Linked DNA regions of Homo sapiens: region 1 is linked to region 2. A link is a loop called in an ENCODE intact Hi-C map of the cell type or tissue named here. Cell type or tissue: HepG2. All regions are shown on one strand. Links, peaks and the distances in the headings refer to the core of each region. The heading gives the core; the rest is flanking DNA.

Evidence for each region. Hi-C counts contacts between places; a loop is a spot of excess contacts. Peaks named below come from ENCODE experiments on the same cell type or tissue, not always from the same donor. Only the 100,000 strongest peaks of a DNase experiment are listed, where the experiment ranks them.
Region 1: it touches region 2 in a loop (5-fold over the local background); 1 of 110 quality-filtered maps calls a loop at or near these places.

What each region holds. Positions count from the first base shown.
Region 1 is chrY:7,463,748-7,472,099 of GRCh38, forward strand. All of the region lies in intron 1 of LOC107987338 (a long non-coding RNA gene), which reads left to right. Among named protein-coding and RNA genes, the nearest start is that of TTTY16, 230 kb to the right of the region's middle. In HepG2, for the core only: no CTCF peak of the experiment used is centred there; no DNase peak of the experiment used is centred there.
Region 2 is chrY:7,410,576-7,418,927 of GRCh38, forward strand. No RefSeq gene overlaps it. Among named protein-coding and RNA genes, the nearest start is that of TTTY16, 290 kb to the right of the region's middle. In HepG2, for the core only: no CTCF peak of the experiment used is centred there; a DNase peak (open chromatin) is centred at 4,846.

The DNA.
Region 1 (8,352 bases), core at 212-8,211, 53 kb after region 2:
ATGGAACCTTATTTGGAAAAAATAATTTTTGAAGATGTGTATAAGGTACAGATCTTGAGATGGGCAGATAATCCTGCCTGTAGAGGGAAATAACTAGATGATTAATAAATGAGTTGTGGGTTTGTGCACTGAATCTGGAGATCTGACACATTTACAAAATTATTTTTGGGGGGCTGACCTCACTATCTGGGCTGGCCTTGGCAGAAGCTGTGGGGGATATGCTGGTTCCACTCAACTAGATATGCCAGATGGAAAAAAAATAAAAGTACTTTCAACAAACCGAGCAGTGGTGACTCCTAAATTGCCAGACATGGATCCTAATGTGAGGAAGACACAAGGAGACCTGACACACCTACAGAGTAGAAGATGGTGTGAGACAGAGCACAGAGAGAATTCAGAGAGGCTGGCCTTGAGGATCAGAGTGATGACGATGGAGCTGCCAGAAGCTGGAGGAGGTAAGGAAGGATCCTCCCCACAGGCTTTCCAAGGGAGCACAACCGTGGAGAAACCCTGACTTCAGCTCAGTGGTATTGATTCAGGACTTCCAACTTCCAGAACCATGAGAGTATGTATTAGGTTGGTGCAAAAGTAATGGCAGTTTCAATATGCACGTTACTGGAAGCCTCTACATTGGTGGCAATTTGTTACAGCACCCCTAAGGAATAAATGCATTCCCCTAACAAATGAGTGTCAAAGGCAAGGATATTAGAAAAAAACAGGTCTGGGAGTGGTGGCTTATGCCTGTAAACCCAGCATTTTGGGAAGCCAAGGCAGGAGGATAGCTTGAGCCCAGGAGTTTGAGACCAGCCTGGGCAACATAGTAAGAACACGTCTCTACAAAAATTAAAAAAATAAAATAGCCAGGTGTGCTGCTGCACACCTGCAGTTCCATCTACTCAGGAGGCTGAGGTGGGAGGATCACTTGAGTCCACGAGGTCGAGGCTACAGTGAGCTAGGATTATATCACTGCATTCTAGCCTGGACAACAGAGCGAGACTCTGTCTCAAAAACAAAAAACCAAAACCCAGATGTTCCACTATATTCAAGATACTCAGTATCCTGAATACTCATCCCTCATCCTTTTTCAGTTTGTGGAATTGGGCAAGAGCTTTCTTTCTCAGAGCTCACCCTTGCTTGTAAATGCATTTACTCAAGTGAAAAGCAGAGAATGGTGGCCAGGTGTGGTGACTCATGCCTGTAATCACAGCATTTTGGGAGGCCAATGCATGTAGACTGCTTGAGCTTAGGCATTCAAGATCAGCCTTAGCAATGTAACAAAACCGTGTCTCTACAAAAAATGCAAAACAATTAGCTAGGCGTATGATGGTTTGTGCCTGTAGTCTCAGCTAATCCAGAGGCTGAGGCAGAAGGATAGCTTGACCCTAGCAGGTCAAAGGTCAAAGCTGCAGTGACCTATTTTGCCACTACACTGCAGCCTGAGCAACAGAGTAAGACTCTCTCTCTGTCTCTCTCTCTCTCTCACACACACACACCACACAGCAGAGAATGAAGACCCGCAGCAGAAGCTGGAGTGCAATCCTTTTCTAACTCATGCTGAGGGTAGAGTGATACAGTTACTGAACACCCACCCCCTGTCTGATTCCTGAATCATCTCCCAGGCAAGCTCTGTCCTTCCAGAACCCCACGTTTGCCGGGGCTGTGCTTCAGAACGGGAAAGCTCTAACCAATGACAGAGTGAAGTGAGTCACCAGGGGACACTGGAAACAAATGCTCATTCTTTATATCTGGGTCACCGCTTCTTGGTTTGTTGAAAATACTTTTATATTTTTCCATGTGGCATATCTATGTGAGCAGAACTAGCATCTAACCACAGCCTCTGCCAAGGCCGACACAGATGAATGAGGTCAACTTCAAAAATAATATTCCAAATGTGTCGGATCTCCAGATGCAGTGCACAAAGCCAGAACTCTTTGATTTATAACATAGTTGTTTCCCCCTATAAGCAAACAAAGAGAACAAAATCATTATCTTGAGGCAAATGAGAGCCCCAAAGAGTGCCTATTTCCAGGGAATGCAGTGGAGAAGTTTCCTCTCTCAGAGAGGTTGGGGGTTTCTCTCAACTGCATCATTACTCTTGAGAAATTATTTAGAATTGGAGGGTTGTAAGTTCTTTTTAACTCAGGATTCTAGTGAACTGATAATTTTAAAAGGATTAGGTTATTTAGAATTTGGCTTATGACACTTAAATACGTGAAGTACAATTGTAATTCAATACAAATTGCTAACATCTAACTATTCCTCTACATGCAAACTTCAACTGTGTGTATGTGAGTATAAGTATAAATTCATATCATATGTAATAGCTATTAGATTTATTAGTTTAGCTATCATTGTCTATCTCGTATCTATCTCTGTCTCTTCCATTTTTATCCATCTGTCTTCTATCTACTCATCCATCTATCAAGCTTTCTGTGTACCTACTTCCCTACCTATTCAACTCTCATGTCGCTCTGTATCCATCTATGTATCTATTTATTATCTATCCATTTATCTCATCCACTTATCTATTATCTTATGTGTCTATCATCTGTCTCATCTATCATCTCTCTATTCATCTACATCCATCTATCATCTAACTATCATCATCTATGTCTTCTATCTTTATCTATCCATCACTTATCTATCTACTCATCCAACTATCTTCTATCTAGCTACTTTCCTACCTATCAAAATCTCATCTCTATCATCTACCTACTTATCCATCTACTATCTATCATCTATCAATTATCTAATCTATCTATCCATCATCTATCTATCTATCTATACATTCATCCATTGAGCATAATAGCTAAGAAAGTTCAAATATTCTGCTCTTATCATTTTTCGTATGAAAACCACATGATAGAGCCATAAGTTGCTTCAGGAAGAAGTTATAGCTGTAAGAGATGGAGCAGAGACATAGCATTCTTCTGTTTCTTTCATTTCAGATATGCTATTTCCAAATCAAGGTTACATTATACCCAGCTTGAGTCACCATTGCACATATTTACTTTTATATTTAATTGTATTCAAATTTGTTATTGTTCTATACACTATCTCACAGCAACTCAGAATGATCATTATAGATGTCCATTGCACTGGATACTTAATTCTACTCAACCTTATAACGGTTCTGTAGAATGCCTCCAACACACCTTTTAAGCAGATATTTGGGATTTGTGTAATTGTTCTTTCAGATGAAGGACAGAAGACAAATTTCACCTGCATGAGTTTCCCAATCACAGGAATTTTGAGTGAGTGGGAATTTACAGTAAAGTCACCTTCTTCTTAAACCCATTGCAATGAGTCTTTTCATGCCTGCCTTTGTGAGATTCATGAGTTTTTTGTCGTGGCTAAATTTGGCTTTTTATTGAACTGGTGATGTGGTCATCCAATACGATCTGACATGTACTAAACTGTTTCCTCTCCTTTCTGGAGTTGAGACCCAATTTAATTGATGTCACCATGGGAAATAGCCCAGGAGTCAGCATCCCTGTTTCCATAACAGGAAGGAGAGAGGAGGTGAAAAATTCCATACCTTCTCCAACACTCATAGTGTTGGAGAACACAAACACACCCCAAGAGTACATTAATGTATAGTAGACTCTTGAACAATGTGGGAGTTAGGGGTGCCAACCCCCAGTGCAGTAAAAAATCCACCTGTAGGCTGCGGTTACACAACCTGTAACCCCAGCACTTTGGGAGGCTGAGGCTCAGGAGTTCAAGACCAGCCTGGCCAACATAGTGAAACCCTGTATCTACTAAAAATACAAAATTTTGCCAAGAGTGGTGACATGCGCCTGTAATCCCAGCTACTCAGGAGGCTGAGGCAGACAAATCACTTGGACCCAGGAGGCAGAGTTTGCAATGAGCAGAGATTGAGTTACTGTACTTCAGCCTGGCCAACAAGAGTGAAACTCCGCTCAAAAAAAAAAAAAAATCCACTTGTAACTTTTGACTCTCCCAAAACAGAACTAATAATAACCTACTTTTGAGTGGAAGCCTTCCTGATAACATAAACAGTCGATTAGCACATATTTTATATGTTATGTGTATTAAATACTGTATTCTTACAATAAAGCAAGCTAAAGAAAAGAAAATGTATTAAGAAAATAATAAGGAACAGAAAATACATTTGCTATTCATTGAGTGGAAGTGGATCATCATAAAAATGTGCATCGTCATTGTCTTCGCATTGAGGAGGTTGAGGAGGAAGGGAAGGGTTGGTCTTGCTGACTCGGTAGTGTCAGAGGTGGAAGAGAATCCCATCCCCTTCTAAGTGGACCACATAGTTCAAACCTGTGTTGTTCAAAGGTCAACTTTACTACAGTTAAGTGATGAATCAATGGACAGTGGTTCCTACAATGAAGCCATTGTCCTAACAGTGGCTTATGATAAATTTTTGAGAATACATATAATTATTTTAGGTAGATGGTCACCAAGATGAAATGAGTGTATGCACAGCAAATCCATACAGTGGTTCTGGCTATTTTAAGTTTTCTTTTGTGTAAAATGGATCCTCATTCTTCACAAAGAGACTGCATTGCTCAATCCATGTTCTTTGTGGTAGAAATATTTCTGTGGTTGGGACCAGTGACTTCTATGTGTTCCTTGGACACACTTCCTGTAATGAAATGATCTAACTATATTGCCCAAGGGAGCAGAAGATTGGAGATTTGTTGTGTGTGTGTGTGTGTGTGTGTGTAGGAGATGAAAATACAAAGGTAGAGATAGAGAATAGAGAAACAGAAAAAAATAGATAGATGATAGAGGGATAATAGGTGTTAAGTAGACAGATGATAGATGATAGAAAGATAAAAAGATAATACATGATAGATGATGGATAGAAACACAGAAATACAGATAGAGATAGATAGAAATACAGATAGACACATTAGATAGATAGATAGATAGATAGATAGATAGATAGATAGATAGATAGATAGATAGGAGTGGAGAGGACTTTCATTTTTAAGAAACATACTAGCTGCACTGAAGGAAGCCCAGCAGCCATTCTGCCATGAACCTTCCTTTGCAGGGTTGTAACCATGCTCTTCTCATCCTCGATCATTAGGGTTTATGCACATGCCCTTAAACAACCACAGAAAAATGCAGGTTGTCCATGCTTCTGCCAGACGATATGATCCTAAAATGCAATTACTTGAGAGACACGCTATTGGAGGAACATGTTTTGAAGGACTCATGGTCCTGGATAGCATAGATTTTATTTTCAGTAAAATAAAATCTGGACCATCCAAAAACTGAATTCACTTCTGTTGTAGTTCTCCACAGAATTGCTACTGCTGAGCAGTACTTTCTTATAGTGCACTGAGCTCTAAAATGAGAATATTTGTAACAGATTGCACTTTTAAGTTGTGATCCTGTCTTTACTGTGGGGGTACTGTTGAAGACGTTTTTGGTATGAATGACTCAGATATGACTGGAAAAGCTTTGCTTAATTTCTTACCAAAGAAATGTGTGATTCATAATGCAGAAGATGTCTCACTTTTTTCCTTTGGCTTCCAGGAAGCTTGTCGCTATGTGATTTATGATTAATACTAATTTTATTTTATTTTCTTTTAATTTTAATTAATTCTTTTAATATTAATTAATTTTTTGTTTTTTGAGATGGAGTCTTTCTCTTGTTGCCCATGCTGGAGTGCAGTGGCATGATCTTGGCTAACTGCAACCTCTGCCTCTTGGGTTCAAGCAACTCTCTTGCCTCAGCCTCCCAAGTAGCTGGGATTACAGGCACCCGTGACCGTGCCTGGCTATTATTTCATAGCACTTTCTGAGTTCATCCCTAGCATCTTACTTTGTGTGAGCTTTTGGCTGATGTGTGACTCTGAGGACAGGGATCATGTGCTCTTGATGCTGTTGCTGCTGCAAGTATTATAAGCACAATAGATCTTGGTTAAATATTAATAGAAAAATGCATTCTGTCTTTCCACCTGTGCCCAATAAGATAGGTCAATTCCATCCAGAGCTTAATTACAACAGCCTCCTGACAACACATCTGATAAAAATTTTGATTTTGTGTTTTGAAGTGACCATTATTGATAAATATTTCATTATTTATTATATTGTGTATTATACATAATTATTTGTATATGTATGTTATAGATAATAAATTGTTATTAAAATGTGTTATCTATAAATATGTAATAATTTAAATATACAAAATGTATATAATATAGTTAAAATAGTATAAATAATAAAATAATATAATAATAAAATAGTATAAAATGTTATGTATGGTATAAAATATATTTATAAAATATAACTATATATTATATATAATTTACATCATTTTATACTTTATTCTTACAATAAAGTAAGCTAAAGAAAAGAAAATGTCATTAAGAAAATAATAAGGAACAGAAAATACATTTACTATTCATTGAGTGGAAGTGGATCATCATAAAAGTGTGCATCCTCATTGTCTTCATGTTGAGGAGGTTGAGGAGGAGGAGAAACAGAAGGGTTGGTCTTGCTGACTCAGCAATTATCTATATTATCTATTACATAATTTATAATACTATATGTTATATAATATATAACACCTTATACAATATAATATATGACATATATATTATATAAGGTATGTGATGTATATTACATATAACACATTTAATTATAATATATACTACATAGTATATATATATTACATAGTATATAATGTATATAACATACATAGACATAACACCATATGTTATATAACACCTTATACTATATAATATATGACATTTACATTATATTATGTATATGATATATATTACACATAACATTTAATTATAATATCATATATTACATAGTATATATTACATAGAATATATGTTACATAGTATATTATATATAACATACATAGACATATAATGGTATATTATATATCATATAGTTATATATTACGTATTATTAGGTTGGTGCAAAAGTAATTGTGGTTTCTGCCATTAAGAGTAATCGCAATTTAATATATAATATGAAATAATATGTAATTTGTGTTTTATTATAATATAATATTTCAAATACTATATATTACATATAGTATTTAAGTATTATATATTACAATAATATTTAAGATATATTATTAAAATATATATTTTATATATATGACATACCTATTATACATAATATATAATTTATACCTCCAGATCCAAAGTATATTCAATTTGACTAACACTTACAGGGCACCTTCAGCATCCAAGGTATTCTGAGGTCATTTCCTGCCATTTTGATTGGGTGAATTTTTGGCGATCAATTGTTGATTACCAATGGTGTCCCTGCTTCTAATCTTTTCCTGTCTAGAGGACCCCAAACCACAGGCCAACTTCTGTCTGAGCAGCTCATCTCTGCTCACACCTCTCTCATGCTCAAAATCCTTCAAATTCTTCCAGCTATCTCAGGAAAAGGAAAAGCCAGAGTCCTTTGCCTCATTCTCAACGCATCCCCTCATTGGCCATTTTCTTGTATTTCAGCCTTCTTTGCAGTATAACGTACCAGGAGAGTTAAGTTTGGGGCTGGAAGAAAACCCTTCATGTCCTGGCATCCTTTGTCCAGAATTCCATCTGCCCAGGCTGCTTCTGAGCAAAGCAATGCTTATCACCCCAGAGAAGCCCTTCCTTCCCGTGGACGCTCCCACCCTTTGGAGCTCATGGTGAGCTTAGGACCAAATGATTTGCAGAAGAGTGACGCATGGAATATATCAAAAAATGCCTGTGAAATTGGATGGTGTTCAAACTAAACATCAGGCACCCCACAAACCCTAGCCAAAATCGAGCTTGACTTCTTGCACAGGAGTTGTGAGTTTAAGGACCATACCAGATACTTGAAGAAACTGATAATTTTTTTGAGAAACTTGCTTGCATTTACCTTTTTTTCTATTATTGATTCATACTATTTTACATATCTATGGGGTACATGTGACAGTTTGTTGCTTGCATAGAATGTGTAGTGATCAGGCCAGATTATTTGGAATATCTGTCACCTTGAGAATTAATCATTTCCATGTGTTGGGAACATTTCAAATCTCCTAGCTATTTTAAAATACACAATACATTATTGCTAACTATAGGCACCTTACCCTGCTATCATATATTAGAATTATGTCTTTTATGCAACTGTATAAAATCAGGATTTGATGACCATCTATGATATATGCCAGCAACAGAATATCAGGCTGATGCTTTTACATCTCTGCCCCTACAGGGTCTTTTGATGTACATTGGGAACAATAATCTTCAGAGATTTGGGGAGACAGATTAGAGATGATATATGTTAAAACACGGGTCCCCATGTGGCCCGTTAGGAACTGGGCCACACAGCAGGCGGTGAGTAGCGGGTGGGTGAGCAAAG
Region 2 (8,352 bases), core at 102-8,101:
CTCTCCTGTTGGGGATGCCCAATAGAGGAAAATCAAGATGACATAAAGAGAGGAGACTGAAGAGTAAAGTCTTGGGTGTCTTACAAAAAACTTGGGATTTTATTTTGAACCATCTACAGAGTCCCAAGAGGGGATTTTATCAGATTGGCATTGGGAAGTGTTGCCTGAGTGCTTAGAGCTCTTCAATCACTTGAGGTCACGTTTCCCTTTTCTACCCAGATAAAAGATCTGAAGTCATTCCATTGCAACAGGGACTTTTTCATGACCTTCCCAATATTTCCAAGGCTATCTGGAAGCGGATTTTGGCAGCAGTGGCACTTATATTCTCCAAGACACGTTCTCTCCAAATTCTGCCTCTTGGCGCAACCACTACGCCCTTCCTTCCTCCTTCATACTATCTGTGTTCAGAAGCCTGCCTTCGTCATTCCCCTTGTTTCTGTTTGTCCCTTCTTTGTTAAACCTGTAGACATTACATTCTTGTTAGTAATACAGTGAGAGCACCATAGACATCACAACACGAACACCAGAATTTGCTGATTGTAAAACTCCCTTCACTATTCCTGTCAAGGGGAATCACTCCATGGTTCTTTTTCTTTAAGACCTGGGGTGCTGTTGCCATCCTGATCTCTCTATTTGAGGTTCTTTCCCATTTACCTTCTCCTCTTTCAAGGACTGCTGCCAGGCAACAACCCCCAAATTCCTTGGCTCTATTAGGGATGGCAATTCTGCTCCCTTCTGATGCATTTCCTGACATAGACACTGGGATACACATGTTAGGTTTACCTTTCTTCCCTTCTGTATTGGTCTGTTTTCATACTGCTATAAAGAACTGCCTAACACTGGGTAATTTATAAAGGAAAGAGGTTTAATTGACTCACAGTCCACATGGCTGAGGAGGACTCCAGAAACTTACAATCATGGAGGAAGGGGAAGCAGGCACCTTCTTCACAAGGTGGCAGGAAGGAGAAGTGCTGAGTGAAGGGGGAAGAGCCCCTTATAAAACCATCAGATCTCATGAGAACTGACTCATTATCATAAGAACAGCATGGCAGAAATCATCCCCACAATCCAATTACCCACCTTGTCTCTCCTTGACATGTGGGAATTATGGGGATTACAATTCAAGATGAGATTTGGGTGGGGACACAAAGCCTAGCCATATCACCTTCCCTCTTCTGTCTCTGCTGGTCCTAATCTTACAAATTTAGGTGGCAGATGGGGAACGGAGAAAGCCAACAGAAGAGTGACATCATGGGACATACATGAAGATATGGTACAACCTTCAAAAACAGGAGAAAAGAGGAAATGCACAGGGGAGTGTGTATCAAGTGGAAAGAAGCTGAGCATTTTTTACATGTGTGTGGCTTGGGGGAGGCAGATATGCAGAGCTGAGGTCATTACCCAGTAGTTGTGGGCAAAACAGGGCTTGCCAGCCTATATATGTGGTTTTTGAAGTGCTGAATTCTCCAAAATGTAATAAGAATTTGTGAATTATAAAACTGTTGTATTGGGTGATTTCCCTTAAAAAAATCCCACCATCTCTGGCTGACATCCTGGAGTAAGAACTGTCAGTTAAAATTGATTCAGTGTGATTCAGCATGCAGTTCTAAATATTAGCATTTACACCTACATCTCCTTAGCCCACACTGCCTCAGCCATTAACTCACTGGCTAGACATCTGAGTGTGAAAATCCTCAGCCACTCCCATTCGCTATCCAGAGTTTATCAATGTGAACTTGCATATTAGCTCATTATTTTAGAATTTAAAATGTTGCCTTTCTATCATAATTACTTGTATCATGTGCCTTAAGGTTTCAAAATTAATGCATCTTGTCATATCTTCAAATTCATTGGGCTGCTTTCATCTGTTGACTTAGGTCTTCCATCAATTCAAGAAACTTTTATTTCTTTTTGTGATTTCTTTTGGTTGAATATACTTGTCTTCTGGGATAACTTTTTTTTATATATTCTTGCTGAACAACAAACCTATTATTTCATTACATTAAACTGTTCTCTTGATTTTGAACTTCCTGAGTTTTCTTCCATTTCTCAGCCTTGATATTCTGCAGGATATAATCTGACATTTGCCACTTCCTAAGAAAATTTATCCACATCAGTGTAGGTTTTCTTGTCTATGCATTTCACCATAATTTAGTAAATTTTGCATGCTTTCACAATAAACCTTTTCAGAAATAGCAATTTGTCTTTATTCCCGGAGTCCTCTTCCCTCTTTCGGATGAGCGGTAGTTTTTCCTCTGTTGACAGGATTGGTTAAAAAGGAAGGTTAGTGGAGTGGAAGTAACTCAGAAAACCATTGTTCTTTTTCTTTCCTTTCCTTTTTTTTTTTTTTTTTTTTTTTTTTGACAGAGTCTCATTCTGTCATCCAGGCTGGAGTGCAGTGGCACAGTCTCAGCTCACTGCAGCCTCCACCTCCCAGTTTCAAGCAATTCTCCTGAGTAGCTGGAATTACAGGCGCTGCCACCACACCTGGCTAATTTTTGTATTTTTGGTAGAGACAGGGTTTCACCATGTTGGCCAGGCTGGTCTCAAACTCCTGACCTCAAGTGGTCTGCCTTCCTTGGCCTCCCAAAGTGCTAGGATTACAGGTGTGAATGACAGCACCTGAGCCATTGTTCTTTTTCTAGTCTTCTGATTGTGTGAATGTTCACCCCATGGTCAATCCTTCATTGCAATTCCTTGGGCATTAGTGAGAATCCATTTTATTTCTCTTTTCTGCATTTCCCCCAACTCTGCCAGCTTTCTTGGTCCATTTGGGCTGCAATTATAAATTTCCATAGACTGGAAATATATAAACAATAGAAATTTATTTCTCACACTTCTGGAGGCTGGAAGTTCAAGATTAATGTGACAGAAAATTTGGTATGTGATCAAGGTTCTCTCCTTCAGAGATGGTGCCTTCTTGCTGTGTCCTTCCATGACGGAAGGGACAAAGGAGCTCTCTCTGGAGTCCCTTTTATAAGGGCACTAGTCTCATTCATATAGCTCCACCCTCAGGATCTCATGACCTCCCAAAAGCCCCATCTCCTAACACCATCTCCTTGGGAATTAAGATTTCAACATCTGAATCTTGGGGTAACACAAACTTTCAGACCATAGCACTGGTTTACTGCTCTTTAGGATTAGAGGAAAGTGGTTTGCAGATTACTTCTCCATAACCCTTCATTTTCTTTCTGCCAAATTCTGAATGGGGTAAATTCTGTGAAGTTTGGGTAATATTGTGGCATTCTGCCTAATGACATGGGTTTTCTTGGAGATCTGTGGGTTTATATGCCCAGTCTCCTGCTACCATCCTACCTAGAAGTTTGTTCATATTTTTACATGAATGTTTATTTATATTACATATGGAAATTGTATTCTTATTTTTATTCAGTGCCCAAAATACAGTAGAAAGCCCCAAACATTTGTCTCTTAATTTAACTTAGAAAAGACATTTTATTTCCAGAATGAGACAAATTTTATTTGCTCTAGAAGTAGCACCAACGCTTCTTAGTGCTATCTGCTTTTCCAATATTTCTTTCTTTCTTTTTTTTTTTTTTTTTTTTTTGAGACAGAGTCTTGCTCTGTCACCCATGGTAGAGTGCAGTGGTGTGATCGTGGCTCACCACAATCTCTGCCTCCTGGGTTCAAGTGATTCTCCTGCCTCAGCCTCCCAAGTAGCTGGTATTATGGGCATGTGCCACTGCAGCCAGCTAGTTTTTATATTTTTAGTATAGATGGGGTTTCACTATGTTGGCCAGGCTGGTGTTGAACTCCTCACCTCAACTGATGTGCCTCACTCGGCCTTCCAAAGTGCTGGGATTACAGGCATGAACCACTGTGCCTGGCCTTTTCCAATATTTTTTATTAAATCTTTTACAGTTTTTATAAAACGTTCAACTCCAAAAGAAATAAATAACAGAATTTTAAAAATTCTATGGTGCAAATAAACAACATACTGATGAAACATTCTGCCTTCAAACATATATATCTCATGAGTTCATTTTTGTTTATTTCCACTCTGACCATTTTAGTTTAAGCTTGCATCCTCAGCTTCCTGGCTGTACTGGAAGAACTGCCTGTTCCTCTCATTATAAATTTCTCCAAACTATTCATCACTCATAATACATCAAAGCCTTTGAAATCATAAGTTACTCTCTATAATCTCTTCTTTTTGCATTTAGAATAATAATAATAATAATAATAAAATAACAATAAACTACCAACACTTTTCCAAGTCTCACAAAGCCCTATATAATCCTGTCTTTGTCCAACCTTCTGGCTCACACTGTGCCACTCCTCTTTTGTTCCCAGAGGAAAGGTAATTTTCTTGAACAGTAAATAACAGACAAGATGAATGGGAAAATATCCCATTACACTCTTATGCCCAAAACAGAAAATATGACAAGTTTTAATGAGATCCCTCTGGCTAAAAGGTTGCTAATGATAATGAAAACAAAAGGGGAAATTACTTCAACACATGCAATTTGCTAAAGAGAAAAATAAAAAAAAATTTTCAAGAATATTCTTTTATCCAAATTGATGCAATATAGACGTAATTTGGCGTGTCCAATGCAGTGACCTCTGTGGGCCAAGACACTGAAATGAAGACCATGGGAAAAAGAGCTCCAGGGCTGGATCCCTGAAAAAATGATTTCACAACATATAAATGTGGTTTATGCCTTTAACCGCAAACAGCTGTCTCCTACAGCTGTCCCCCTCCAACCAATGGGTGATGGTCAGTGGCTTGCAAATCCTAGGTGTGGTTTGTTCAGACAAGGGCATCTATCTGAGTTTATTACAAACTCATCTTAGGAGGGGCAAAGGCCATATTGAAACAGAAAGCCCCAATATCCAAGAGGCCGCTTTCAAATATTTCCCCACCTTGGCTTTTGTGTTGTTACCACAGATTTTATTTACCTAAGAATGGCTTCCGCAGCACCATCTGTTTGCCTATCAATTGCAACACTAGGGCATGAAGCCTGCACACATCTTTCATCGATGTTGCGGAAGGCTCCCAATTGCACAAAAACTTGAATGAATTCCCTACGCCGGAAAATCTGAAAATGTGGATTCTCATTTGCAGAAAGAAGCGTGCATTGCTAGATATTATCAATACAAAAACTGAAATCCACAAAAACATTTCAAAAGGCTATTTGTACAGGAGTCATCTATGACCAGTAATGCTGGTTTTTAGGGATGGAAAACGTTCTTGCATTCTCAAGCACAGCACATTCTTCTTTCTTTCAAGAAGGGAACATTTAGGAGAGACTGCCCAAGTTAACTGGGCTTTTGCTCATCTAACCTATAGGAAGTTCCTTGGGGCTTGTGAAATGATTAATAAATGCAATGAAAACAAGCAAATATGTAAGGTATGGGTTTCAAAAATACAATTATGTAGAATCAGGTTTATAAATATTGCTCAGCAGCATGGCTCATGCCTGTAATCCCAACATTTTGGGAAGTCAAGGTGGGAAGATGGCTTCAGCCCAGGGGTTCTAGACCAGCCTGGGCAACATAGTGAGGCCCCATCTCTACTAAAAATTAAAATGAAAAAAATAGCTGGGCATGGTGGGACATGCCAATGGTCCTAGCTACTTACAAGGCTGAGGCAGGAGGATTGCTTGAGCCCAGGAGTTCAAGGCTGCAGTGAGCTATGATTATGCCACTGCACTGCAGCCTGGGTGACAAGAATGAGACCCTGTCTCCAGAAAAATTTAAAAATAAATAAATAAAAAGGTTTATAGAGATAGAAGAAGGCAAGTTGTTTGGAATACAATTATTTCCCTTTAGCATTTTCTCTCAGTTTTTTAATGGTTTTGATATAGGATGTGCTAAATACGTTAACTTCCATGTTCAACATATTAACATATGAGAATCATTTCCTTAAAGCAAAGGGAAATAAGAACCATAGCATGTTGGCATGTGTCCTCAGTTCACAAAGAACATACATTTCACCGTTCAAAACATGTGACATTGAAACAACACAAGCAGCCTGCATTCTTAGCTGTGTTTGCACCTGCTCATAAACCCACAGAACTGGAAGGCAATGTAGCAAACACACAGTCAAACCTCCCACAAGGCCTGTGAGCAGTGTTCACTAAAATCAGCATGGCTTGAGTTATAGGTACCTGTTTTGAAATTTGGTTGGCCTCCCAAGTTATGGAACGGAATATGTTTGCATAGGTTTATAGAACAATAGGACTAGGAAAAAAACTCAGGCCAAGCCATGTTTTTCCTAATTCTGTCTAGGAATAAATGCATGAATCCTAAAATGCTTTCAAGACTTTGCAGTGTTACAATTTCTTATTAGGAGCTTGGACTTCTAATCACTTTCAAAAGATGTCTCAAGTGTCATGGCTGATCCAATAGAGGTCAAAACACAAAACAAGCTTAAAGAAAGCAAAAACCTGTCTACAATAGCTTAAGATTCAGTGTAGAAGTAATACTTTAAAATATATTTAGCAGTTCGAGACCTGACATGGCAACATGGTGAAACCATATCTCTGTAAAAAAAATACAAATTAGCTGGCATGATGGTGAGTGTCTGTGGTCTCAGCTGCTGGGGAGGCTGAGATGAGAGAATCAACTGAGGCCCCAGAGGTTGAGGCTGCATTAAGCTGTGATTGTGCCATTGCACTGCAGCCTAGATGAGTGAGACCCTGTCTCAAAATATATATATATATAAATTTATAAATGTTATAAATATACAATTATATATTTTTAAATTATATATAAGTATATAGTATAAATAATGTTTTTATAGTTGTGTAAAGTTTATACAATTTTATAAATGTAGATATTTCATTTACACAAATAAAAATATATATTATTGGTAATTATGTAAAATTTATAAATATAAGTATATATACATACCTATGTCTATAAATACATAGAAATATTATATAATTCTACATATTTATATATAATTGTCAATTTATAAATATAAATACATTTATACATAAATATATGTATATGTTTATATATATTTAAATATAACAGGGAAAACAGTGTCCCTTTTTTTTAGGTGCTAAAACTTGGTTTTGAAATTTTATTTAAAAAAATTTGCAAACATATAAAATTTAGGATGAAAAACACTCATTTTAAAATGTAATAACTTAATATTTGCAAACATACACAGATGGTATAAAATCCATACCATTAAAAATGTTAATGATACAGTTTTGTGCTCATGGAACAAAAACCTTGCTGTAATTCCAGAGCTTCTCATCCCCACCTTTCAGGGAGCTGAGAATCTGGTAAAATGAAAGTCATGAAAGCCACATGGCCAAAGCAGTAATACAGAATAAAAAAAATTTAGAACACATATTTTAAAAACCTGTTTCTTAGGGAATCACATGGATGAAAAGGAAACACAATTCTGCATTTTCCCTACTTCGAAGTGAATGATATTGCATCTTAGCATTTTAAATGAAGGTGTCAAATACAAAACCGAGGGAACTGCTGAACACATCTGCTGAATTTGCTGAAAAAGACGCTCCTCGAGGCCCTGGTCCACTCGGAAACGTTCTCAAACACAGCTATAAAAAAGCCTAGTGTAAGCCGCTTGACTTTGCTCGGATCTTAACATTTTAGAGACTTGGCAACACAGGGCATGATTAGTTCCAGAAGATATACTGAACGCAATTGAAGAAAACCCAATGGAGGCAAGAAAGAAAAACGTGCTCTGCAGCAAACATGCAGTCGAGACGCAGGACGCGCACCCCAGTGATTCCTCAATTCCCCTCACTCACACGGGCTGAGCCCACTCGTGTCTGTGCCCACCTCTCATTCCTCTCAGAGTTAAAGTATGACGGATGATTTTCTTTCTTGAGCAGTTAGGCACCTTCAATTTCATGTTACATTATTAGTAATACAATGGGATTTCACATGGTCCTGTTAAGGTTTCCATCAATACTCTTCAATGGCTTCTGGTTTTCAACAAATCAAGTGCATGCTTCCTGCTTTTGTGGTAAGGTCCTCAAACATGCGCCCCTGCCTACTTCCATGACTTATGATTTCTTACCCCGCCCTTCACAACACCCACACTAAGTGGCTTGTCTTTCCACGCGCCGGCCCCACACCTTGCTTCCTTTACCACATGTATGTCCTCACGCTATTTGTTCTCTATGCGTTTGTGTGCAAATAAAATCCATTCTCTAATGCTGGGCATGCATGGGTCTTCCTCCATGAGATTTCGTGAAGGAAATCTTACATACTATTGGTGTTGATTGCATTGATTGATCAATTCACAGTCCCAGAGACATATTCTATAGAGGAGTTGAGTAAAACACCAATTAACACGGACTTCCAGACTGTCTACCCCAAACGTTGCCTTCTTGAAAGAAGGATTTC